3 separate regions of the Mus musculus genome follow, and all the other regions are linked to region 3. A link is a loop called in an ENCODE intact Hi-C map of the cell type or tissue named here. Cell type or tissue: left cerebral cortex. All regions are shown on one strand.

Evidence for each region. A loop is a pair of places that touch in the nucleus more often than their neighbours do. Peaks named below come from ENCODE experiments on the same cell type or tissue, not always from the same donor. Only the 100,000 strongest peaks of a DNase experiment are listed, where the experiment ranks them.
Region 1: it touches region 3 in a loop (2.1-fold over the local background); 4 of 42 quality-filtered maps call a loop at or near these places.
Region 2: it touches region 3 in a loop (2.9-fold over the local background); 4 of 42 quality-filtered maps call a loop at or near these places.

The regions. Positions count from the first base shown.
Region 1 is chr19:7,160,946-7,168,945 of GRCm38, reverse strand. The region is part of intron 3 of Macrod1 (mono-ADP ribosylhydrolase 1); the gene reads right to left. It also overlaps a transcript of Flrt1 not described here. Among named protein-coding and RNA genes, the nearest start is that of Otub1, 41 kb to the left of the region's middle. In left cerebral cortex, no CTCF peak of the experiment used is centred here; DNase peaks (open chromatin) are centred at 2,666, 2,895, 3,849 and 4,537; H3K4me3 peaks cover 2,832 bases; H3K27ac peaks cover 2,339 bases.
Region 2 is chr19:7,144,304-7,152,303 of GRCm38, reverse strand. The region is part of intron 3 of Macrod1 (mono-ADP ribosylhydrolase 1); the gene reads right to left. It also overlaps a transcript of Flrt1 not described here. Among named protein-coding and RNA genes, the nearest start is that of Gm38621, 25 kb to the right of the region's middle. In left cerebral cortex, no CTCF peak of the experiment used is centred here; DNase peaks (open chromatin) are centred at 2,948, 3,355, 3,676, 3,889 and 2 more places; H3K4me3 peaks cover 83 bases; H3K27ac peaks cover 1,952 bases.
Region 3 is chr19:7,079,109-7,087,108 of GRCm38, reverse strand. The region is part of intron 3 of Macrod1 (mono-ADP ribosylhydrolase 1); the gene reads right to left. It also overlaps 5730409K12Rik. Among named protein-coding and RNA genes, the nearest start is that of Flrt1, 23 kb to the left of the region's middle. In left cerebral cortex, a CTCF peak has its summit at 3,069; DNase peaks (open chromatin) are centred at 3,731, 5,004 and 5,097; H3K27ac peaks cover 2,689 bases.

The sequences.
Region 1 (8,000 bases), 82 kb before region 3:
CTGGCCCAGCCTTGCCTGACAACAATGTTGCCAAATCCAGTTATCTCAGCAACTTGTAGGATAGAAGACATCTTAGGATCTTTCCAGACTGTCACATTAGCCATAGGAAGTCTGTGGTGGCCTCATTAGCATAAGAAAGTGGAGGATGGGACAGTGCTGAGGGTCACTGGCCACCACAAATATAGGTGTCAAACTGAAGCTACATCCCCCTAAGAGGGTAAGTAGTGGCTGAGAGGCTGGGGAGAGGAGGCTGCGGGCAGGGCCAGGCTGACCTTGCTGCCCAGTGGGAGGGCCCACTCTGAGCTGCAGGACATTGTTCTGGTTGCTGCCTCCCTCCCAGTGGAGGAGCTGGGGCTTGGCAAACTCAAGGTTGAAGCCACAAAGTGTTCCTGGGTGACTAGCGCTGCCCTCAAAGCTGATTGCCTCCCAGGACCCAGCCCCCAGGACTAACTCTATCCTTCACCATTATCCTGTGTTCTCCTGTAGCCTGTAGCATACAGGGGTTCATCATGTATTTGTGGACTGAACAAACTATATTCACTGCTCTCAAGCTGGCTGTCTCACTGTCCTAGAGTTACAGTCTTTGGTTGATGCCCCACTTCTCTCAGAGTTCCTACATAGTCCATAGGTCCAAGATCCTGCACACCAGCCCGGCTGCCATTATCAGCCTCTTCCACCGCTTCCACACAGTCTTCCTGACTCTGATCCCCAACTCCAGCCAAGAGTTCTTGCTCGGTGGCACCTAGACATTCCCACTATGACATTCATCTCTGCAAAGGGCTCCTGCTGCACCTTCTCCTGCCCCCACACCCCAGGAGAACAGCCACTGTCCCCAGGATGCTCTCTGGTGTCTCAGATGGCTTGGCCCTAGTCTCTGGGGTCGAGTGGAGAATCCTGTTTCAGCTCTTGTCCAGGGGTGACTATGTGCCTTTCTGGAACCCCAGCTTTGCATCCACTGCAGCTTGGTTCACAGTAGTCTCCCTGGTGTCCCAGATGGTACCCAGCACGGTGGACCTCCCCCAGTGTCCCCTGAATCGTGCGCAGGAGCTCCTGCTAAGCCAGTTACAGTTCATCAGCTGGAAGGAACATCACATCACCACTAAAGCCACGATTGTGAAGGGGATATTTTGATATCTAAGTGCGATGTGTCAAGTCAAGCCCATGCATACTACCCACCTCAGTATGAGGCCAGATGCTTGCTTGGCACCAGCCTGGTGCCTGGCATGGGGTGGTAGGGAGGTAAGGGGGGGGGCTTGTTTTAGGAAAGGAGGAAGACACAGAATTTCTGAGGCACATGCTAAGAGACACGATGGAGGAACAGTGGAGATGGAGCCCTGGGGCCTCCGAGTCCATCTGGGGGTCTAGGCAGGCAGGACAGAAATCACAGTTCTGTGAAAATTATAGCCAGCTCTGTCCTGAACCGGCCTGGAAGGGAGCAGGGGAAGGGAAGCTGTTGACGCCACAGGGCGGTGGCATTGTGGGTGATTTTTCCCCCCTTTCCTTTATTGTTGATATAATGCTGTTTGGGCGATAAGTAAAAATTGGGAGGGAAAAAATAGCTGTTCAGTGAATTGAGCACAAACCCAGGGAGGGAAGGAAGGAAGGGAGCTGGGAGGTGAGGAGGAGGTGGGAGGGGCAAAGACTGCGGGGGGAGGGGCAGGGAAGGCAGCCTCAGAGGGGCAGCTTGCCCTCCCTCAGGGGTGACAGTGGGCATCCTGAGCGAAGGTGGCCTGGGAAGAAGTGCAGACTGGTCTGGACTTCTGGAAGGTCCTAGAGTTGGGATGCTGGGGTGGGAGCCGTTGGAGTGGGTCTGCCTGCAGGGAGGGTCTTAGATAGATTATGGAGGTCTAGGGATGGGCCTGGGAACTGTGGGGGAACTCACAGGTGGTCTAAGCAGTATTAGGGACTCACCCAGAGTAGACAGCACCCAAGGGGAAAACTAAGTCTGTAAGGGACCACCCAGCTCTGTCACAAGGTAACAAGGTCTGCACCCGGGGTTTGTGAGGCTGGGCAGAGAGATGTTAGTGTTCCCAAGGCTAAGTCTGGGTACTTTCCCTGCTAAATAACTGTCTAGTCCATCCATCCCCGCGTCCCCAGGGCGCATAGCACAACTTTCCCATTCCATAAACAACGTCTATCAGTCTTGCCTCCATCCACATACCCATTTGTGGGTCTCCTTAACCCTCCAGTAGTCCAGGGGCTAATGCTTCCATTTTATACTTAGGACACATAGGTTTAGGGAGGTTAGCTAAATTGTTCAAAGGGGAGGGGAAGGGGGGGCTGGCATCTGACCCAACCTGCCCTCCTACACATCTGGGTGGGGTCCTACTCAGAGAAAAGCAGAGTTCAGAGAGGTCCTGTGCAGGAGGGGCTGCAAGTGAGGGGGGTGGTGTTGCCTGAGCCGAGAAAGGGGCACCTGGCAAGGAGGGTTACCTGGGCACGCAGAGTAGGTGGGTTCTGTTTGTGAATGAATGTTCGCGTGGACGGATGAATGAATGAATGGATGGACAGATGAATGAGTGGGTGCTGAGAGGATCGATGTAGGGGGAGGAGACGCCCGAGCCAGAAACCCCTTCTCTTGCCATCCTCCTTCTAGCCCTGGAGACTGGTGTTGGGAGCCTCCCTCCCCCTAGTCCCTAGGGGGGGACCAGCTCCCCAACTCGTCCTCCCCCACCCCCATCCCAGACATTTTGGCCGAGGCTAGGAGGAGGGGAACGCACGGACGCCGTTTCTCCCGGGCTGGGCCAGAGTCCCCGCGCGGCGGCGCAGCCTCCCGCTCCGGGTCCCGCCGGCCAGTGCGCAGCGCGGCGCCCCCGCCCCCGCCGCCTCCTCCCCGCCCGCCGCCTCCCTCTCCGCTCCCGCCCTCCCCGCTCCGCGCTGCACGCACAGCCCCGCCGCCGCCGCCGCCGCGAGGGGAGAGGCGGCCGCACAGCCTGCTTCCCCGCGCCCTGAACGCCGCCGCCGCCACCGCCGCTGCCCTCGCCCCGCTGAGCGCACCAGCCCGGGCACACGCACCCCGCCGCCGGGCGCCACCCCGCGCACTCCTCCCGCCGCTCCGCTGGGCAGATGCGCCGCCGCGCGCCCCGCGCCCCGGGCCCGCCACAGAGCTCCGTCGCGCGCCGGGGGCTCCTCTCCCCGGCCCCCCTGGGTGCCCTCCGGCTGGGGCTCCCGCCCGCTCCTTGGAATAACCCCTGAGGCTCCAGCCGCCGCCGCAAAGTTTCCCGAGGAGACCCGCCTCCCCGGCCGCTACGCAGGTAAGGCAAGCTGCGCGGGCCGGGGGTCGGGACGGGGCGCTGGGGCGTGCGGGGCGGGGGCCGTGCTGCACGCATCGGGCCGGATCGCGCCGCCGGAGTCGGTCCGGTGTGGTGGGGGACGTACAGCTTTTGGGATTCGGGGTGTAGGGGGATTGAAAGTCAAGAGCTCAAAGCGGGCGATGCTGGCCGGGCCGCCGGGAGGCGCGGGGTTCGCGGCCCGCGGCCCCTTTCCCTGGAGCGGAGGCTGGAAAGGGCGGGGGCTCGCTTGCAGCCCCAAGCCAAGCATTGGCTGCGCCCGGGGGGGGGTGGCAGCCGGGCCCGCGGGGGGCGCCGGGCAGAGCAGGTCGGTCCCAGCTCCTGCCCCGCACTCGGGAAAAGGAGGGTGAGGGGCGAGCCCGGCGAGGGCAGCGGGCCGGCCCGGCGCCGCGCTCCCGTCCCCACTAGCCGCGTGAGTCACGGTTAGAGCGAGGTTTTATTTTTAAAACGACTTCAAGGGGGGCATAGGCAGCCTCCAACTTCCCTCCCTGCGCGCGCTGTGGACTGGCAGCCTGGTGCCGGCGGGGGCTGAGACTGTGCACCTGGCGGCTGCAAAGGTGGAACGGAGGGACTAGCGAGCTGGGGGCACAGCACAGAATCCCCCACCCCCCAGCTCCCTAGACAAGGAGGCAATAGACCGCGAGCACGCCCCTCCTCGTGGGGATCCGAGGCCCAGGGGCGGAAAGCTGGGGAGCGTTGTTGCCCAGCTGCAGGGAGCCGTGGTTGATCAGAGCTCTCTGAGGAGGACAAAGTTGTGAAGCAGCGACATCAGGGAGCTGCTCCAGGCTTCCTGGGGCCCCCGGGAGGGCTTCCAGGCTCTCCCGGGCATATGGTTAAGAGAGAACACAGCTCAGCTGGGGTGTGCCAGGCCCTGGAGGCCCAAGTGAGAGGTCTGATGTGAATAAATAAAGCCAAGGCAAGGGAACAGAGGTGAGGGGTGACAAGGTCCAGCCTTGCTTCACCTCCGTTCTTGCATCCTTTGGGGGATGGAGACCAGCCCCACCCTTTTTCAACCCTAGGTAGCTTAGGAGTTGGGGGGGGGAGGCTGTCTGGGTGGGAGAGTGGGTGTAGGCAAAGGAGGACCTAAGACCTCTGACTCTCTTGGCAGAGGGATGTGGGTTGGGGCTCCCCTCCCTGCAAGCACGGGGGAAGGCGGCTGCACACAGGGGCTCCAGGCTCAGGTTTCTGGAGTTGAAAGCCAACTGCGTGTCTTCCTGCCAGCCCCAGGAGGAGAGGCACAAACATCACCTGTCAGCTGGTGCCTGCCGTGGGCGATTGCTCAGGGCTTCCTCCGAAGGTTTAAAATGGAAATGGCCCAGGCTGCCAGGGCCAGTGCCTGGGAAGAGATGCTGCCTGGGGGTGGGGGGGTGGTTGGATATGAGGGTCCCTGGGAGGTCTGAGGGTAGGGAGAGCTGAGGTCGACTGGGCTACAGGCCAGGTGGGAAGTGGGAAGTGAGACAGTCTTGCTTTTTGAGTGTATGGAGGGGGGATGTCGGGGGGGGGGGGGAGTGGAGAAACTAGGTATACACATCCCACCTTGGTTCTCAGAAAGATTATAGGCAAAACCTCCCCTGAAGAGTGGAAGCCAGACAGGCCAGGCTCAGAAGCCCACAGGCAGAGATGATGGCCAGCCTGACTTGGCTTAGTCCATGCAGCTAGTCTGATGGGGGTCCATCCATCAGACTCTACCTTGCTAGTCCTCCCTCTGTGTGCCTCAGTGTTTCTGTCCTGTTATAGCTGGCCTGCTATAACTACTCCCTGGACCTTAGTTGGAGAACAGGGACTGCTGTGTAAATGCATGTGCACTTGCTACAGGTCTTTAATGGCTCTGCTCTTTGGCTCAGGGGTCTGTAAGGGCAGAGGCTCTCTGTAGAGATAGTGGCAGGTTAAGGGGTCAGATTCCTCCATGCAACTAGCGGCATGTGGGCCTTTAGCAACTGTGTCTCTCTCAGAGTCCTGTGGAAACCCCTGGGAGATCCACTCAGGCTGTTTAAGAGGAGGTCGTAGAGGCCGGAGGGCCATCTCTGTATCATTTCACCTGCTGGCAGGCTGCACAGGCAAGGTTTTAGGGTTTTAGCCTGGAGACTCAGCTCTGTAAGTCTCCACTGAAACCTAGTGGCCTAGCCTCTGCTACCTGCCCCAGGTCTGTAGCCTCCCTTCTGGGAACCCGCCTGCCTGTCAAGGATCTTAAACCCATGACTTATGGGGAGGGGTGAGTTTCAAGCCTGAAAATGAGAGAGCAGGGCAGGACAGTCTGCCAAAAGACTGGGAAAAAGGTGTTGGTGTAGAGTTGGCTGGAGAGGGACCGGAGGCCCCGGTGGACCAGACTCCTCAGGTGTCTCAGAGATAGAGAGGCAGACCTTGAGATGGCTGCTGCTGTGGCTGCTGTAAAAAAAAAAGCAGATGCTTGGCAGGGCGTGGTGGTGCATGCCTTTGATCGCAAAACTCGGGAGGTAGAGACTCATGAATCAATGAGATGGAGGCCAGCCTGGTCTACAAAGAGAATTTTGGGACATCCAGGGCTACATGGAGAAGCCCCCCCCCCCCAAAAAAAAAGAAAGAAAGAAAGAAAGAAAGAAAGAAAAGAAAAGAAAAAAGAAAAAGGTAGCCACTCTGCTTTGGTGCAGGGGGCCCTGACACCTCCATCAGGCCTGCAAAGTGGCCTCGTCGTGGAGGCGGAGCTTGGGGGGGGGGTTGGTAGGGGACTGCGCCAGGAGGTATTCTACCGAGCTGGCTCATCTTAGGATCTGGAAATGACATTAAACATCTTGTCAGCCCGGTGGTGGTGGTGGTGGCGGCGCTCGCCTTTAATCCCAGCACTTGGGAGGCAGAGGCAGGCGGATTTTGTAGCCTGGTCTACAAAGTGAGTTCCAAGACAGCCAGGGCTATACAGAGAAACCCTGTCTGGGGGGGGGGGGATCTTGTCATCCAGTGGGTCATATTTTGGGGACCTAGGTGGTTCCTGGGAAGGACTCCTTTGCCTGGCCAGCTGGCCTTCAGCAAGCCTGACCTTTGTGGGCCTGGGCTCCCTCACCTGGGAAGTGGGGCAGCCACCATGAGGTGAACCCTGGAAGTCTCCAGCAGAGTCCATGCCTAGCAGTGTGGGTCCCTTGCAGTCTACTCCCACCTTCGCTGTGTACTTACTTCTTAGGCCTGGGGGAAGCAGGCAGGACTGCTAAGGTCCCCTACCTCAGTCACTAGTGCCTCCTGATGTCAGGGCTCTCTATACCAGTACTTCCTGGTCCAAGTGACAGTGGGAAGATCCAAGACTTGAGGAGTTTCAAAGTTCAGGCCCATCATGAGCTGTGACATATGTGAGTGTGGGCATGGCTGAGGGTCCTGAGGTAAGGAGACTTTGCCAGTCTTAGCCTCTCAGCAGGGAGAGCACAGGGCTGTGGAAGGGTGGGGGTAGTATGACCCTCAGCTCTGGCTGTTGCTCTTGAAGCTTGGCACTCTATGTGACTATATGGGCCTGGGATGGCATATAGTCATTTGCTGTATGGTAGGGGTCACCCTGTACTGGTGAGGGCTTGGGAGAGGCAGACTGGCCAGGATGGACAAAGGAAACAACAGTTCTTCTACCATGCTTCCTACCCCCCCCCCCCCCCCCCGCTGGCTTGGTGTTCCCTGGCAGCAGCTGGACTGCTGAGGGTCCGGGAGGCTGTGTCTGCAGACCTGTGTTTGCCTGTGTGCTGGGTAGATCTTGTTTGTGCACTTGCCTTTGGCCCCTAGAGCCCATCTGCTCCCCAGGGTCAGTCACTCTGTAGATGATGTCAGGATTCTGGGGCTTCCACTTGCTCCGTGGAAGGTATTTGTTGGATTCTCCACAGCCCTGGCTCTGGAATCCCACCGTGGGTGTGTCCTCAGTCAGTAGAGGCTGAGGTGGTAAGCATGGGGAGAGGGCTTAGAAGAGGTCCCAGGGGAGGGGACTTGAGAATATGACACCTCCATCCCTCAGTTCCTATACCCTTCTTTCCAGCTCATTCCTTTATTTGTTCATTCACTTAGGAGGATTGAGACTAGCCAGGCATAGCCTTGGGCTCTTGAACAAGAGTCCAGAACAAAAGTATTCCTGTCCCAGCACTCAGGAGGCAGAGGCAAGCAGAGCTCTGTGAGTCGGTTGGAGGCCAGCCTGGTCTACATAGCTAGTGTCAGGCCAGCCAAGAGCCACATAGTGAAACTCTTCTTATAAAAAAAAAAAAAAAAAAAGGAAACCAAAAGGCTGTCCTCAGGCTAAGCTCCATGGAGCAGGCCTAGTCCTAGCATTTGGGAGACTGAGTCAGAAAGGTTGCAGAAAATTCCAGGCAGCGTGGGCTACATAGTTCAAGGTCAGCCAGGGCTACCCAGGGAGCCCCTGTCTCAAAACAGTGATAACAACACTGGCAGCTGGCAGCCAAGTGTGGGGTCAGACCTCAATCATACACCAGGGTGAGTCACGAGGAGGGATAGGAATGAGAAACTTATGGGCAAAAGAACTCAGGGCTATCCTAAAACCCCTTGGCAGAGAACCTCAGGTATTTGCACGGGGACTGGAATGGATGGCTTGTCTTCTTGACCTTCCCTTCTGGGGATACCCAGGCTGGCCCATTTGGGTTTCCTCTACTGAAAGCCGTGGATGCATTTGCACAGTGATAGGCTATCCAGGGCCTGCTGGGCTTATTCGTGACTAGGGCAGTGGCCGTGATACAGAGTTAAGGCAGCTGGTGATAA
Region 2 (8,000 bases), 65 kb before region 3:
GAGCTCAGCTCTTTTGACTAAAGATAATGGAAACTGGGACTCCAAAGGTTCCCAGTGGGATCCTGCTACAGCACTAGGAGTATTCCTGCTAGAGCTCACCGTAGCTCCACCCAGCTGCCTGCCAGACAGGCACAGTGAGGTTAGCCCCAGCCCTCCTATGGCAGTTGGCAGTCCCTCCTGGCCTGTTAAGTGTTACTGGCTGCAACCTGCCTGTTCTGGGTTCCATTATGATGCTTCTGTTCTGGACTCCTAACTGCAGTTGAGCAGCGCTGCAATGAGTCACGGTGGGCTTCCAATTCTGCCTACTGAGGGAAGGGAGAGGGCCCTACCTAAAGGTTAGCATGCTGGGGTTTCCCTAGGATCTCCCTGGCCAGACACAAAGAGCTATGGCTGAATCTGTGGTCCCAAGAGAGCACGGAGGCCAGGAGTGGGTGCAATGCACCTATTCAACTCTGGCTTCCTCAGTCACTCTTCCGCTCATCAAGAGGAGATCTGCTTGCTGGCTTGGAGGTTACCCTTTTAATTAAGCCAATTAATTAGTGCCTTTAATGAAGCAGATTAACCAGGCCAGGCTCTGCAAATGGGGTGGGAGTGGGGAGTTGTCGCAGCCTGTACTTTCCTGAAGGTCTTGCTTGGGAGGCAGCTGCTAGGCCAAGCCTTCTTTGGAGTGTTTGAAGTCAGCATTGGCCAGGGATGGCTTTGTGTCCCCCATGGAATATGGCTAGGAACCCAGGCCTGGGGGGGGGGGTCAAGGAAGGTCTGAGTCTGCAGGGTTAAGTGCAGCGCAGACACTTTGGCTCAGATGGTTGGATCGGGAGCTGGGAGCAGGAGCAGGAGGCAGATGGGACCGCTGCAGAGCTGGCTCTGTGGGTTCCTCAGCACGTGGGACTGCCTAGGGAGGTGACTGAAGCCCCCACCTTCTCCTCTTTTCCTTGTTCTGGGTCTTCTAGGTCTTGGCTACTTCCACCCCAGCAGGGACAGAGAGAGGCCTGTAACCCTGTGGCCAAGGCAACCAGAGCCCCTTGCCTGCAGGAGTTTGCGTTTGTTCAAGGTCATTTGGGTTCTATGACAGAGCTGAGGTACAAGACTATGTTCCTATCTCTGTTTTCCTTCCACCCACCTCTGCTGGCATAGTCGGCTCCCCTCCAGCAGAGCCAGGCACTTCCATCTCCACCCTGCGTGTTCTCTGTGCCAGATGCTCTGTGGGGGCACCCTGCCCTGTGGGGCACCCTGCCCTGTGGGGCACCCTGCCCTGTGGGGGCACCCTGCTCTGTGGGGCACCCTGCTCTGTGGGGGCTCCGTGCCCTGTGGGACTCCCTGCCCTGTGGGGCACCCTGCCCTGTGGGGCACCCTGCCCTGGGGGGCACCCTGCCCTGGGGGGCACCCTGCCCTGTGGGGCACCCTGCTCTGTGGGGCATCCTGCCCTGTGGGGCACCCTGCCCTGTGGGGCTCCCTGCTCTGTGGGGCACCCTGCCCTGTGGGGCACCCTGCCCTGTGGGGCACCCTGCTCTGTGGGGCACCCTGCTCTGTGGGGCATCCTGCCCTGTGGGGCACCCTGCCCTGTGGGGCTCCCTGCTCTGTGGGGCACACTGCTCTGGGGGGCTCCCTGCTCTGTGGGGCTCCCTGCTCTGTGGGGCTCCCTGCTCTGTGGGGCTCCCTGCCCTGTGATCCTCATATATGGCTGACTTCTCTCCAGTGAGTTCAGGTTTAGGAAGGGAGGGTTGCATCCTTGTGACAAAGAGAAGTTGTCACCTTAGTCTGTGAATGTGAATGGGAAACCCAGATCCACATTTCTGAGTCCCCCTATGTCCCCCAAGGACAGGGAAGGCCCAGTACTAGCCAGGGCCAGGGAAGGAACACTGCTGATGGAGGAAGAACTATGGTCCAGGAAAGAAGGCCACACCACCCTCAGAGATGTCTTTATGTCTCCCAGGGGCGCAGAGGACAGATCAAAGCCTGCTTCAGGATGCACTAAGCCATGGCAGAGACAGTTGGCTCAAGCCATGACAGGAGAGATTTAGGTTAGACAGAGGAGGAACTGCCTGACAAGGAGGATTATTAACAAGTTTGCAAAGGCAGGATGTGTCCCTCCCCCAGGACAGCAAGCGCTGGCCTGTGATGCGGCTCTGAGCTCTTTGGAAACACAGTTCTATAAATCCAAGCTGCGCTTCCAGTAAATATCAACAGGGTGGGGGTGGGGTTCCCTGGAACATGCTGTCAGCAGCCCTTACCCCTTTTAATTTCCTCTGTGCTTCAGGCACCTGGCAGGATGCGTTCAGCTGGTGGGCTCTGTCTACACCAGTGCAAGCCCCAGTTTCGGGGTCTCGGTTTTCTCCCGTGTTAAATGGTTCCAGCATTCCTTGGGTAGAGAGAATCACACCCCTCGACTCTCAGAGAAGGCCAGTCCCCTCCCTCTTGTTGCCACTCTGACCAGCTGTCTTGGTTCTTGCTTGTACCCCAACAGAGCCTGCCCCTCCTTGCCATGACAGAATCATTTTGTCAGCCATCTTTCTCTGATGTGGCCACCACCTTGGGTGGCATTGTCCAACCAGTCTCTAGGGCCTGTTAGTATTCCTTATTAACAGAGGTTAGCCGAGGTCACTGCTTAGTGGAGAGTGTGTGCTTAGCAGGTGTCAGGCTGTGATTCTCAGCATCCCCTAAAACAACCAGCTAAACTTTGGCTACATCCAAAGTATCCCTGCATCCCCAGCCAGTCTCCGCCTCACACTGACCTGTGTGTCCTGAGAGCAGCCTGGGGACTTAACTGGTCCCAAGTCTGCGGTCCCCATCGTAACTTGCCTGAGAGCCAGCCTGGCTGAGGCACTTTCAGAGGGCAGAGCGTGTGTGTGGGTGAAGGGTAGCTGGCAGCTTTGCCTTTGATTTACCTCAAGAGGGACTCTGCGGGGTGGGTGGAATGAGCACCAGTCACCCTGGGACACCTCTTTAAATACCAGCTGGAGGCAGCTGGGTTCTGGGTGGGTGGAGTTGCCCTTCATCAAGCAGGCACCCCCCCCTCACACCCCTGACACATACAGGCATGTTGCACAGGTCAGGAGTCGGGTGGGTGCAAGAGAGGGGGCAGCTTCTGGCTCAGCAGCTCTGGCCCTGTGGGACTAAGGAGAGCACGGGTTAGGGCCCTGGGCATGTGAAGTTTTGGCTGTCCATTGTCTCCTTCACCCCCCTGAGGCAGTGAGCTCTGATAAAGCCTCATCCCTGGCTTCCACTCTCCAGGGCCTGGCTCGTTAAACTAAAGCACCCATCTGTGTGTGGATGGACACATGGACAGATGACGGTCACAGATGGAGCGCCAGTTGGCTGTCTGGCTCCTCCATACTGCCTCCATTTCCCCTGGGCAGAGAGAGAATAGGAGATGCTCAGGCCCCTCTGGAGTGCAGCTCTTAGCACTAGTTCTGGCTAGTAACTGTTGAATGTGCCACAGTCCCTCAGGGTGACTGAGGCAGGCTGGCAAGGCAGGGTGGGACAGAGGCCATGCTGGCATTTGCTAACAGCTGTGTGTGCAAAGCTCTCTGAGGCTCTGATGAGGGATCTGCTGTCAGACCTCTGGCCCAGGCCTCTGGTCCCCAGAGTGTCTCTGGAACTGGAGCACAATTTGTCGGATTTGTCCTGGCCGTGGGATGGGTTGGCAGAGAGCTGGGCATGGGATCCAGAGTCTAACTCAGCCCCCGCGGCATAATGGGGCTGTGTGGTTGGACCTCAGCACACGCTGCTTCCTGTCTTTGAGGCTGTCTGGCAAACTTCCCAGGGGTCCTTACCTGCCTGGGCATCTTCCCTGTGATCTACTGTCCCTCCCTGCTTCCTCTTGCCCAGCTATGATTCTTTGTTGGAATGAGGGAGGGCCTCCCTTCTCGTGGAAATTCACACCCACATCCTCACCAAGCCGTCTGTGGGATGAGGCTGGTGGGGGCAGGGGAGCAGCTGTGGAAACAGGAGGCTCTGCTTGAGAGGGACAGAAGGATGGATAGACGGAACCCTGGTCCATCTGGAGATGACAGCTCAGGGCCCAAGTGGGCAGCCAGTCCTGTCTCTCATGCATTCCAACCCCATGCCCTAGAGGGCCAGAGTCTGGGTGATACCAGACAGCTTGGCTGGCACTCACCAGGGACAGCTGAGAACCCAGAAAGGGCACGATGCCAATCCTGGGGGCTCTGTGGTATGGGGTGGGGTCTGACAAGTGGCAGAACTGTTCCTTTCACATACGGTTCCTTCCACTATTAAACAGATCAGACTTATTGCCCTAGGCTCTGGGCTGGCTGGTCTCCACTTGACAGACACTCTGGAAGGACACTTCTCCTCACCCAGCATCCTAACCCAGCCTTTTGACCCCTGTTCTGTGACCTCAGGGGCCAGCTGTAAAATGGCCACCCACAAACCTCCAAGCAAAGTGTTACTCTGTTTAGTATGAGTTCCAGATGGCTCTGGTGGGGCTCTGAGCCACTCTGAATAATTTGTTTTCTTTTATGGTACCAAGGATAGACCACTGAGAAGTCTTAAGGCTACCCTGGGCCTGTAGCCTAGAAGGTTAGGAGAGAGGGCGGCTTTGGGGTAAGCTTAGCTGGGTGCTAAATTCAGGCGTGGGGACGGCAGTTCAAGAGCAGGTAAGCAGGCTGTGGGGATGGTAGGACCTCTCGTTGGCCCTGTCTGTGCACAGCTCGTTAGGGGCTGCCGAACCCACTCAGGTAGAATGAAAACCTGTGAGAGTAAGCGGCATACTGCCACGTTTATCTCATTTTCTCGGACATAGGATGCCAGGCCAGCTCCACCCCTCAGAGAGCCCTGGCTGGGAAGGAAGCTGAGCAACAAGAACAAGAAATAGCAGTACTCCATAGCTGAATAAGTCACGTCGGCTCTTCATGCAGAAAAAGGAGGGATGACATCCGGAGGCAGTCTGGACCTAAAATCCAGGACTTGTGTCTCCTAGGAGGTCAAGTTCAGAGGAGTGGGCTGTGAGGTCTTCAGGGACTCCACTCTGCCTCTCTGTCCACAGAGAAGGAGATTTTCCCATAAAGCAGCACAGGACAGAGACAGGAGATGGACAGGGACCGTGGGTTGTGAGCATGTGTTCGACACAGCTCAGCTAATCTCATCATCCTATAGGCAGTTGCGTGCGGCCCTCCTTTTACAAATGTGGAAACCAGAACACTTATGGGAGAAGCCATGGGATTTGAACTTAGACGGGACCGACCCTAAAGCACAGCGCCTGCCATTGTCTGGGCCGAAGCTCAGAAGCCAGTGCTACCGGCCCCCAGCTCCCATCCAGACACACCCTAGGCTCAGCACTTCTGGGACTTGTGTCCCTCAGCCATCTGTGAGCCACCAAGTACCACACAGCGTAATCTTGTAATACTGACTGCGTTATGTACAATTGAAAACCCATTACAGTCCTATTTTCCTAATATATGACACCCTATCGCAGCCCCCAGTGACTGCATTTCCCAGATAGATGCTGGAGTGTTGTCCACGCACAAAATTATTATCAGTCCTTTCTCTCGGCTGCGGGGAGAGCTGAGCAGGCATGTGAACAGGGTGCCCTATTCCTTCTGGCTTCAGAGGACACCTGTGGCTGACACCTGGGAGGGGGCAGTGTCAGGTCAAGCCTTCCCTGGAGAGTCGCCCCAGACCGCTGGAAGGGGCAGCAGATTCCTCAGTCTGGAGATACACTGAGGGCACTGGGGAGGGGCAGTGGAGGAGCTGGCAGCTGCTTGGTGTAGCGGGCACGGCCCTGCAATTGGGCAGCCTGTTCCTAGATAAGGCCGGTGACAGTGAGAAGCTTCCCGCTCCGTGCCGGCCACGGCCGCTCATTTTCTGCACTCAGAGCCCACAATGCCAATTACCCTGCCTCCTGCTCGCCAGCAGCGGCTTTTGGGGCAGCTAGATGAGTCCTCGGACATCAGTGGGGCTGGGGTGCTCTCTGCAGGGTGGGAGGACGCAGAGAAGAGAGCTGGGGTGGGCAGGACCCACGATGGAGTGGCTCCCAGACTCAACCTGGGTGCAGCCAAGGCGGATTATGTTATGTGGACCTTAGGTTATGTGGACCTAAGACACTCTGGGAAGACCCCATTTTCTTACCTGCCTCTACTACCCAGAGAAGGTTTTCGTGTTTGCGAAGTGACTGAGGAGCTGGCCTGGCCCTCCACCCCGCCCCTTCCCATGGCTTAAGGACAAGCTCATGTTTTTCAGTGGGGCAAACTGAGGTTCATGGTGCAGAGCTGGTACTAAGAGGGCAGGTTAACTTGTGGCCCTTTTTACCTGTTCTGCTGTATCAGAGGTTGGGGAAATGGGTGGCCTGGCCCGTGAGGGTCATGGGACATGGCAGTAAGGGTGCTACCTGGTGCGCCCCTTACTGCAGAGATATCTTGCCCGTCTCAGCTCCACTGAAGGTGGATGACTGTGTCCCCAACTTGTATTAGGTGCGCACATTAGGAAGATAGGGCGTGGCTAAGCGGCTGGGCTTTGCGCTATCTGTAGGGATGGTAGATGGAGCTGTCCCAGGGTAGGAGGCTACACAGGGCAGGGTGGTCTCACCTGCTTTGTGGGGACATCCCAGGCCTTTCCACAGGCCAACCCTGAGTACTCAGAGACCCTAGGCCTCCCCTGACAAGCTGCTTACGCTCCCTGTCACCCAGCATTGGGGACCTGAACTCAGGGCTTTGTGTAGAGCAGACAGGAGCTCTACCACTGAGCCACATTCCTGGCCTGGAACTTCCACCTGTACTTGGGGGAACAGGTAGCATCAAGGCTGTGACCACAGGGAAAGTGGTACGAGACCTTATGCAGCCTGGGCTGGCCTCAGACTTGCTATACTGATAAGGCTCGTCTTTCACTTCCAATCCTCAGCCTCCCACTGTGGTGATTATGGGCTTGTATTACTATGCCCAGATAATGGTGTCCTGGGATCACACTTAAGGGTCTTGTGCATGCATGTCAAGAACTAAATTAGCTACATTTCCAGCCTGTCCCCTCAAATCTGGATGTATTCGGTCTCCAAAGGTCTCAGGTAGTCATTTTGAGGACCTCAGGGGTTTCGACAGGAGACACTCCCTTCCAGGTGCAGATTGGTTGCTGTGATCCAACAGGAAAGAGCCCTTGATGCCAAAGGGTGGGGTCAGCTGTGTGGGACACTGGGCGGGGCACGGGAGAAGATGTGTCTGGGGTGCCCTGGTCACTGCCTATGGGAGAGGACAGTGCAGGAGACTAGGGGCTCCCTCCCATATGGCCGGGGTGAAGTGGGGTAGAGCAGAAACATCTCCCTAAGGGGCAACTAACAGACCAATTAAGCTGCCAATAAAAAATTTAATCAAGTAATAATGCACCTTACTCTGTTTAATTAGTGTTCTGTCAAGTGAATGAATATTTAAGGCTTGGGCGCTGGTGCCAGCATCTGCCCAGCGGGCAGACCTGACAGCTTCCCACTTGGGCATTGATCACTGACACCACGGTCCAGGGCCCCAGAGTACAGGGGGTGCTAGGAGCAGCCAGATCTGTGCCTCAATGTCTTTGTCTGTAAAATGGGAGGAAGGACTTCAGCCCAATGCATGTTTTGCCTTTCCTAGAAAAACATCAGAATAGCTGGGTGTGGAAGTACATGTCTATAACCCTGTATCCCCAGACTTTGGGAGGGTGGAGCCCGAGGATAAAGGAGTTCAAGGTCATCTTCAGTTACAAATGGAGTTCAAGGTTGATGTGTTATTTAGCTCTTACCTCAATACTTTTCCCCTCCAGAAAACCGAAGGACTTGAACTCTAGACCCCAAGTTAAGTACAGAAAGCATTTGGGGTCTGGGGACTCCATTGTGCTGCCTGTACCCCACAACACCAAACCCTCCCAGAGTACCTAGCACCTGACAACTAATGCTGTGCGTGCCAGGTTTTCCTGGGTGCTAGAAACTGGCATCTTAAGACTGAGTGACCTGGGACAAGGGCTGTCTGCGCTTCCATTTAGTTCGTTTGTTGATTGTCCGTTCATTCGTTCGTTCTTTCGTT
Region 3 (8,000 bases):
AAGCCAAAACAAGACAACTAAAAAGAATCTGTAATGACCAGGAAAGGGGGCTTGGAACAGGGGGGACAGCTCAGCAGAAGCTTAAGTCAGCCATGTAGGGCAGCCCCCTGACACGTGCAGACGTGGGGAGGGTCTTCACTGGAAGAGTTATTAATAAAAGCTGAGGATTATTCCCTAAGAGGCTCTGGCATCCACGTGGGCACCCAGATAAGAGCAGAACTGCCCAGCCTGGCATTTGGGAGCATGTGCTTGCCCCACCGGTGACCCTCGCATTCAGCCCCTGAAGATGTCCCTTGTTCCCTGCTCATGCCCACCACATCCACAATGTCAGGGTCTCTCACATGGGGGGGGGAGAGAGAAGAAATTATTTTCACGAGAACAGCAGCAATTCCTTCGAAGTTTAAGATAAAGCGAGAACTCATTACTCCTCCTTAGATCTGCTCTCACATCTCAGGGGGGGTTAATGAGTTTCCCCTTATATTCCAAGGAAGCAGTTGTTTCTCCACGGGCCTTGGTGGCTGGTAGCCCCTGCAGAGATGACCTTGGGTACTCTGGCCCCACAGATGCCTCTCCTGTCCTCCATTGACTTCACCTCCCATCGTGCTAGGGGCAGGAACTGATCAAGGGGGAACACTCCATCGGGCAGCACTCAACATGACTTTTAGGGGCCAGATCAAGGTGGGTGGATTCTGAGTTCTAAGGAGATGCTTGGGTGTTTCGGAGGGCTGCCTCCCATTCTCTCCTGAGGTAGCTTTCTTTTCTGAGGCTGCTGTGGAGACTTCCTAGAAAATGGCTAGCCAGCCAGTTAGGCAGAGAGTTATTGAGGGCCTACTATGTGCTAGGGCTAGGGATACAGTCTTCCCTTCCTAGAAGCAGGGTGCTGGGGATTCTTAAGGAGTGAGGTAGGGAAGCCCTGGCTGGGCTGGGAGACCCCTAAGGAGGCAGGTTCCCATTGAAGGCGTTTCTGCAGATGGAGATGGAGAGTTTGGCCCCATTCACCACCTGAGGCAAGAACGGGAGACAAGTTCAGTTCTGGTCTCTTCTGAACGGGGCTGGCACTGCCAAGCTGCCCCCGCCCCGACTACTCCTTGGAGAATTCCCTGGCAGGCTCTGCCTTATCTCGAGTCCCCAAACCCCAACCCAGCCCACAGTCTGCTGACTGTACTCCACAGCACAGTGACACCTAGGACAACACCCCAAACCTAAAGGGGCTCAAAGCTCCCCAAGGCAGGGAAGAGGGTTGCGTTCTCAAGCGGTTCCCAGACCAACTGCTAACAGAAGCTCAAGAGAAGGGCTGCTGGTCACCACCAGCCAATCAGCCCAAGGCCTCATCTTTCCCAAAGAAGTCACTGAACCGCTTATCACTCTAGGATGGGGGCTGGTGTCCAGTAAGGACCGAATGGCACACAGGCAGGTGGATCTCTTGAGTTGGAGGACCGCCTGGTCTACAGTGTGAGTTTCAGGACAGCCAGGACTAGACAGAGAAACCCTGTCTCAAAAAAGAAGAGAAGGAGAAGGAGCAGAGCCAGAGCCAGAGCCAGAATGGCTGCCTTGCAGCCAAGGGCAACCCAAGGTCCTGAACTCCTGTGTAACGCTCCCTGCTCCACTGTTTGGTTCGACGCTAAACTAAAAGTTCTCATTTCAAGTCTCTTGCCCTCATCCTCCTAACACTGGATTCTAGAACCTTCCCTTCCCCTGCTCCTTCTTCCTAGACAGGGAGACCTACCTGGTTTCCCTGGATTGTGGCATCCCTGGACATATGGCATCCAAACCTATGAAAGTCCCAACACCCCAAGCCACCGCCCCATGACCATGTCCTGTGGTGGACTCCTAGCACCCTGTTTAGGAAAGCCCTGACCCATCGGAGGCCACTCCCCTATCCATGAAACAATGTAGGTATTTCTGGTACTGCTGGTCTACTTTAAGCAAGTCCAAACCATCTGTGCTCCCCAAGCCATGCCCCAGCCGCCTCCCTGCCCTCTTCCGCCCATGTCAATTCTCAGTGCTGACACAGCCAACTCCCCTTGGCCTCTGTGTCCTGCCTCTCCAAAGGACCCACTATTCCTGCAGCAAAGTAAATAGGCTCTCTCCGCGCTAACTGACAGCGCAAATGAAATCTTGCGCTCCCCCCCTCAGAGATTTACAGGGGAAGTGAAATCTTATTTGCACCGCTGCCAAGCCGGGGCCGCGATGAAATTATGCCTCGAGAAGAGACCCGGCCGGTTCCTCGCGGAAGCTGCTGCATCAGAGATGGGCTTATTAAAAGCCACGGTGGCCACATTTCAACCTGTTTCAGGTGTTAAGTAATTTACTGCCACCCAGAATTCAGTGACAGGTTTTTATCATTTTTATTTCCATGATGCAGGCAGATACCCCAAGAGACCCCTGCTTAGTGTGCCTCCCACCTCCCCCACCCTGGCACACCAGTGGGAAACGGGGTGAGAGTACAACCACAGTGGCATCAGATAGCCCTACTCCCCCCAGGGCATCACCAAGGCTCAGCATTACTGGAAGGGGAAGGAAGCATCTAAGAGCACCTCACACACAGTCAGGTCCCATCCATCCCCAGAGCCCTCAGGAGGCTCTCTGAAGGCCGCAGGAGCATTGGCTGCATTGGCCCTTTCTGTCTCAAGCCAGCACACGATCAACTGGTCTTTGCTGAGCAACTGTTGTGTGTCAGTCTTTGCTTGGCCAGAGCACATAGCTGCCAAGGGGCCCCCGTGTCACATAGGGTCACTTTCTACCCATTACTATCCAATAAATATTCCTGATAGTTAATGAAAACCTCTGGGCTGGGGATGTGGCTTGGTTGGTAGAGTGCTTGCCCAGCGTTTACAAAGCCCTGGGTTCAATCCCCAGAACTGCATAAATGGGAGTGTAGATGCATCTGTGATCCCACTCGGGAGGAGGAAGCAGAGGAGTTGGGAGTTCAGGGTCCTTCTCAGCCACATACAGAGCTCTAGGCTACCCTCGACTACATGAGATCCTGCCTCCAAGGTAATAGTAATTTAAGTAAATATTCCTGGGCGGAGACGCTTCGTGGTAAGGCGTTTGTTTAAATGAGCAAAGCCCTGGGCTCAATCCCCAGTAAAAGGAAAATGCCATTGGTGTCCACCAGTCTTCCTGTGGAGACTCTGAGAGAGAGGGTTGGGGAGGCAGAACCCAACCACACCAGTCATCTGTTCCCTCCCCGTCATCCACCGGACCTCTCCAGGCCAGAGCAGCCGGTATAGGAGGACCTCAGCCCCTCACTGTCCTGGAGAACATCCAGTTTTTCCCCTTCAACCTCCCTGTACTGGTGGGGAATGCAGGGGCTCCTGTGTTCCAAGGAGAACAGGGATCAAAGGAGCACCGGGTGGGAAGCAGCCCCGTGTGTGTCCCCTGTCTCAGTGTGCTGGGTGAGGACTATTTGATGCCTGCAGGCTGTGGGGGATTAGGCCTATTACAGAGGCTCGGAGGTTTATCCAATGCCTTTTCCAACGCCCCCTTTCTCCACCTGTTTTCATATACTCCAAGAAGACCAAGGGGAATCTTCAAAGTCCAGACTGAGCCAAGAGCAGAAATTCTTTAATTAGCTTTCTCTTGGATTGGGGCCCTGGCGAATGGATTAGTCATGGTGGGGGGCAGGAGGAAGGGATCCGAGTCCTCTTTAAAGCGGAGATTACAAGCCTGAGGTGAAGGACCCTGGGGGCGGTCTCTGGGGACAGGAAGGCTCCCGAGTGGGCCCTCCCCAGCCAGCAGCTCCCGGAGAGTTGGCAGATGGAAGCGCCAGCAAAAGGATGGAGGCATTCTCTCCTGAGCCCTGCTGTCTTCAGGAGGCTGGTGTGAGAGACTTCTGACGTAGCCCAGGCTGTGTGCCTGAGCCTCCTAATGAGTGTGTGCCTCTTCCCCATGTGACCATTCAGATTTCTAACTTCATAATTAGAGGGGATTTCCTAAAGGGGCACCCATCTGTGAGAGGCAAAGCAGCAGGCCTGATGGTGCCAGGCGCCTGGCATCTGTCACCATGTGTCACCACATCACACCCCCAAGGCAGCGTGACACAGTTGCTGTGCTTATTCTCACTATAAGCAGGTGCCTTTCGTGTTGTTGATCTGTTTTGTTTTTGAGATGGAGTCTCATATATCCCAGGCTGGCCTCAAACTCAATAAAGTAGCAGCAGCTGGCCTTGAACTCCTGATCTTGCTGCATCTTCCCGAGTACTGAGTCCCAGGGGTGCACTACCACGCCTAGTTTATCCTTGCAGTACTAAGGATCGAACTCAGGACTTAACCTATGCTAGGTAAGCACTCTACCAACTGAACTACGGCCCCAGCCCTTATTCCTGTTCTAAAAGGGGTGCGGTTCCACCCCTAGCCTTGTATAAACCAGGAGTGGAAGTGTCTGTCTGTGATTTACTCAGTAGGGGGAAGCAGGAGAATCAGAAATCCAGGGTCATCCTCAGCTACATACAGAATGCTAGACCAGTCCTATCTAAAAAGACATAACTAATCTTCATAATATTATTATTATTGGCCCCAGGTTCTGCAGCTTGCTCAAGGCCTCAGTAATTGACGTTGACTCAGGAGACAGCTATTGAAGCAGGTGTCTCCCATGGACCTGAACTCTGGCCCATAGGAAGCCTTTCCACCACCATAACTTAGTGCCTGTGTTATGGCCCAGGCAGAAGTTAGAGTTGGGTACCAGTTAGAGGTAGCGGCGTTGAAATGGCCCCATGCCCTTCACGTGAGAGAGGAAGGTGGCATCTGCCACAGTCTGAGGCTCTAAGGAGAAGCCTGGCTGGAGGCTAGGGTCACAGATGTGGGTGAGCTAAGAGAAGGGGGTTTGGTCTCAGGCTCTGTCTGAGCTCCAGGCTGGCAGCTCCCAAGCCCCGACTCTTCCACTGGCTTCTTTTTAAGGAGGTGTACCACACACCAGGTGGGTGGGTGGAAGATGATTCAAGTACAACAGATCCAGATTCCCCAGGACTGCCCATGGGAAGTGTGGGCTCCCCCATCAAGAGGAGCTCCACTGTGGCCAGGCCATGCTAGGCTCTACAGAGGACTCTGTAGGATGGGCTGGCAAGAAAAGGCACTGCCACCTGCCACCAGCTTTCTAGTGTGGTACAGAGGGATAAGCCACTTCTTCAGACTACCCACACACATAACACATGACTGTGTCACACTCTGGAGTATGCTGTATGGATCTTGTTTCCCATGATCCTCCACTGTAGCTCTGGCACCCCATGGAGCTGCTGGAGAAACAGGTCATAGCTGAATATGCAACTCACAAGAGAACATCTGACTCAGGTTAAGGGAAGTCCGTGTAGGACCTGGGAGACATTCAACGTAAGCCAGAAAGAAGTAGATACAAGAGTGCTCCTAGCCAGGGGAATGGCCCGTGTCAGAGCTGGAGGTGGGAGAGAATGTGCAGTCATAAAACCATCACGGCATGGCACACTGCAGTCCCTGACCTCAGGAAGCAACAGGATCAGATGTTCACGGTCAACATAGTGAGTCAGTTCTAAGCCAGCGTGGCTACATGAGAGCTTGTTTGAAAGGAAGAAAGGAAGGGAGGAAGGAGGGAGGGAAGTAAGGAGGGAGGGAGGGAGGAAGGAGGGAGGGAGGAAGGAGGGAAGGAAGATGAATTCTCTAGCTGTCTGTAATGGAGAGGACTAGAGAGAAGAGAGACAGAAAGAAGCAGGAATAGCTGGCAATGGCTTATAGCTACAGTCCCAGCAATCGAAAAAACCTGAGAATTGCCGCACATTTGAAGCCAACCTGAGCTACACAGTAAATCCAGGCCTAGCTGGGCTACAGAGTGAGAGCCTTTCTCAAAAACCAAGAACAGGGAGGGGGGCGTGGTGGCTCACGCCTTTAATCCCAGCACTCAGGAGGCAGAGGCAGGCGGGTTTCTGAGTTCGAGGCCAGCCTGGTCTACAAAGTGAGTTCCAGGACAGCCAGGGCTATACAGAGAAACCCTGTCTCGAAAAAAAACAAAAACAAACAAGAAAACCAAGAACACCACAGGCCAACAATGTAGTGGCAAACCTCTAATGCTGGCGCTTGGGAAGCAGAAGCAGAAGGATATCTGTGAGTTGGAGGCCAACCTGGCCTGGTCTATGTACTGAGCTCTAGGCCAGCCAGAACACACCCTGAGACTTGTCTCAAAATCAGAACAAAGCAGAGGAACCCGACTCATCCAACTCAAGGCCTGCTACATCCCACGTCCCTGAGTTAGCAGTGCTCCCCTGGTAAGCCGAAACCCAGAAGCAGCAACCATGCCCTTGAGGTAAGTCCTGGCCCAGAAGGACACTGGCCACAGCCCAGGAACAAGTAGGAGCTGGGGGTGGGGGTGGGGGTGGGGGTGGGGGTGGGGGTAGTTGAGTGGATAGGAACAAGCAGTTGTGGCGCTGATTCATACAAAAAGAAATGTTTGTTTTCAGACATGAAGACATGCATTAGTGAGCACCTACTATGTGCTGGTGTGAGCCATGAGTGGAGCATCACAGCTATTTCCCGAGACTGTGCCACACCTGCTTAAGTGGGTGTTCCCACAGCCATCTCCTTGGTGGGCGAAGAATGATGCTCTTTGTTTCAATTAGCCTTTTCTTGATTGCTGGCAAAATTCCGCCTCTCTTCACTTGTTTACTGGCCATTTGTTTTCCTCCTACCGGGAATCGGCAGTCCCCATCTTCCACACATTTTTCTTCTGGACTCGAAGTTTCCTTTTGCATATTCAGAGAGGAGTAGAGAAGCAGCCTTCTCCCAGGATGGGGAGAACATGGGAACCTCTCTGGGAGGGTCCTGGGTCCCAGAAACAGAGCCTGGGACCAACCCCCAGCCCCCTTCTCTTAGCTCACCCACACACATACCCCTAGCCTTCAGCCAGGCTTCTCTTCTTAGAGCCTCAGACTGCGGCAGATGCCACCTTCCTCTCTCACATGGAGGACATGGGGCCATTTCAACCCAGATACCTCTAACTGGTACCCAGCTCTAACTTCTACCAGGGAGAGTGTCCCTGCTGGATCTCCATCTCTGCCTAGCTCCTAACTCTGCCAGAAGATAAGGGGCTTTCTGCAGGTGGAGGCCCCGCCAGGCCTACATCTTGCATGGCAAGGGCTTATTTGTTGCTTACTGAAAAGGCTCACTGCCAGTGGCTGGCTGGATATCCTGGGTGGCGCTCAGTGGGAGCAGCAGAAACTGGGCATTAAGGATAGAGAGGTTTGCATGGCCCCAGGGACCAACTGACAAAAGGGGCCAGGTCCCAGGCCTCAGGGAAACACCAGAACTAGAATCCCTCCCCATGGTCTGGAGCACGCCTTCCAGCCCCTCTCCAGCTGCAGCAGTCCCTGAAGAGTGACCCTCACACGGGGGACGGGGGACTTACACACCAGCTCTGCCCCATCCTCGGCCTCCTGACCTTTCAGGCCCAGAAGCACCTCTGCTGTTTATTTTTACTCCAGGGCTTCCCATATTTCAGTGGACAAATAACGCAGGCCATAAAACTGATTTCCAAAGCCCGTAAAGGCAATAACATTTAGGGAGACAGGAAAAATTAAGCCTCCTCCCTTCTCCGAGTAATGACTGCCGAGAGTCCTCAGAGGACATTCTGCAGCTGCAGGCGCTCAGGCTGAGCTGCACAAGTCCCTGCCCAGTTGGTAAATGGGGGCTCACACATGCTTCTGGGTCCACAGCAGCCACAGAACCTCTGTGCTCCTGCTTCCTTCTTCTCTGGCTCTGCACATCCCCAAGAACCATCAGAAGCTGCCTGGCACCCTGGGCCACCCCCACACCCTGTCTCCCACTGAGCTCCCTACTGAGGCCTGAGGCTGGCCCAGTGGCAGGCCTACACGTTACAGCACGAGCTCTCTAACCCCTGGGAGAACAGGGGCACCTGTGTGCTCACTCACACCTTCAGTGGGCCTGGATCATGAGGTGTACTGCCAGCTCCCATCACTCCTCAAAAACTGTCACCAAGTGGCATCCAGCACAAACAACATGGCTACTATGGGCCTTTCC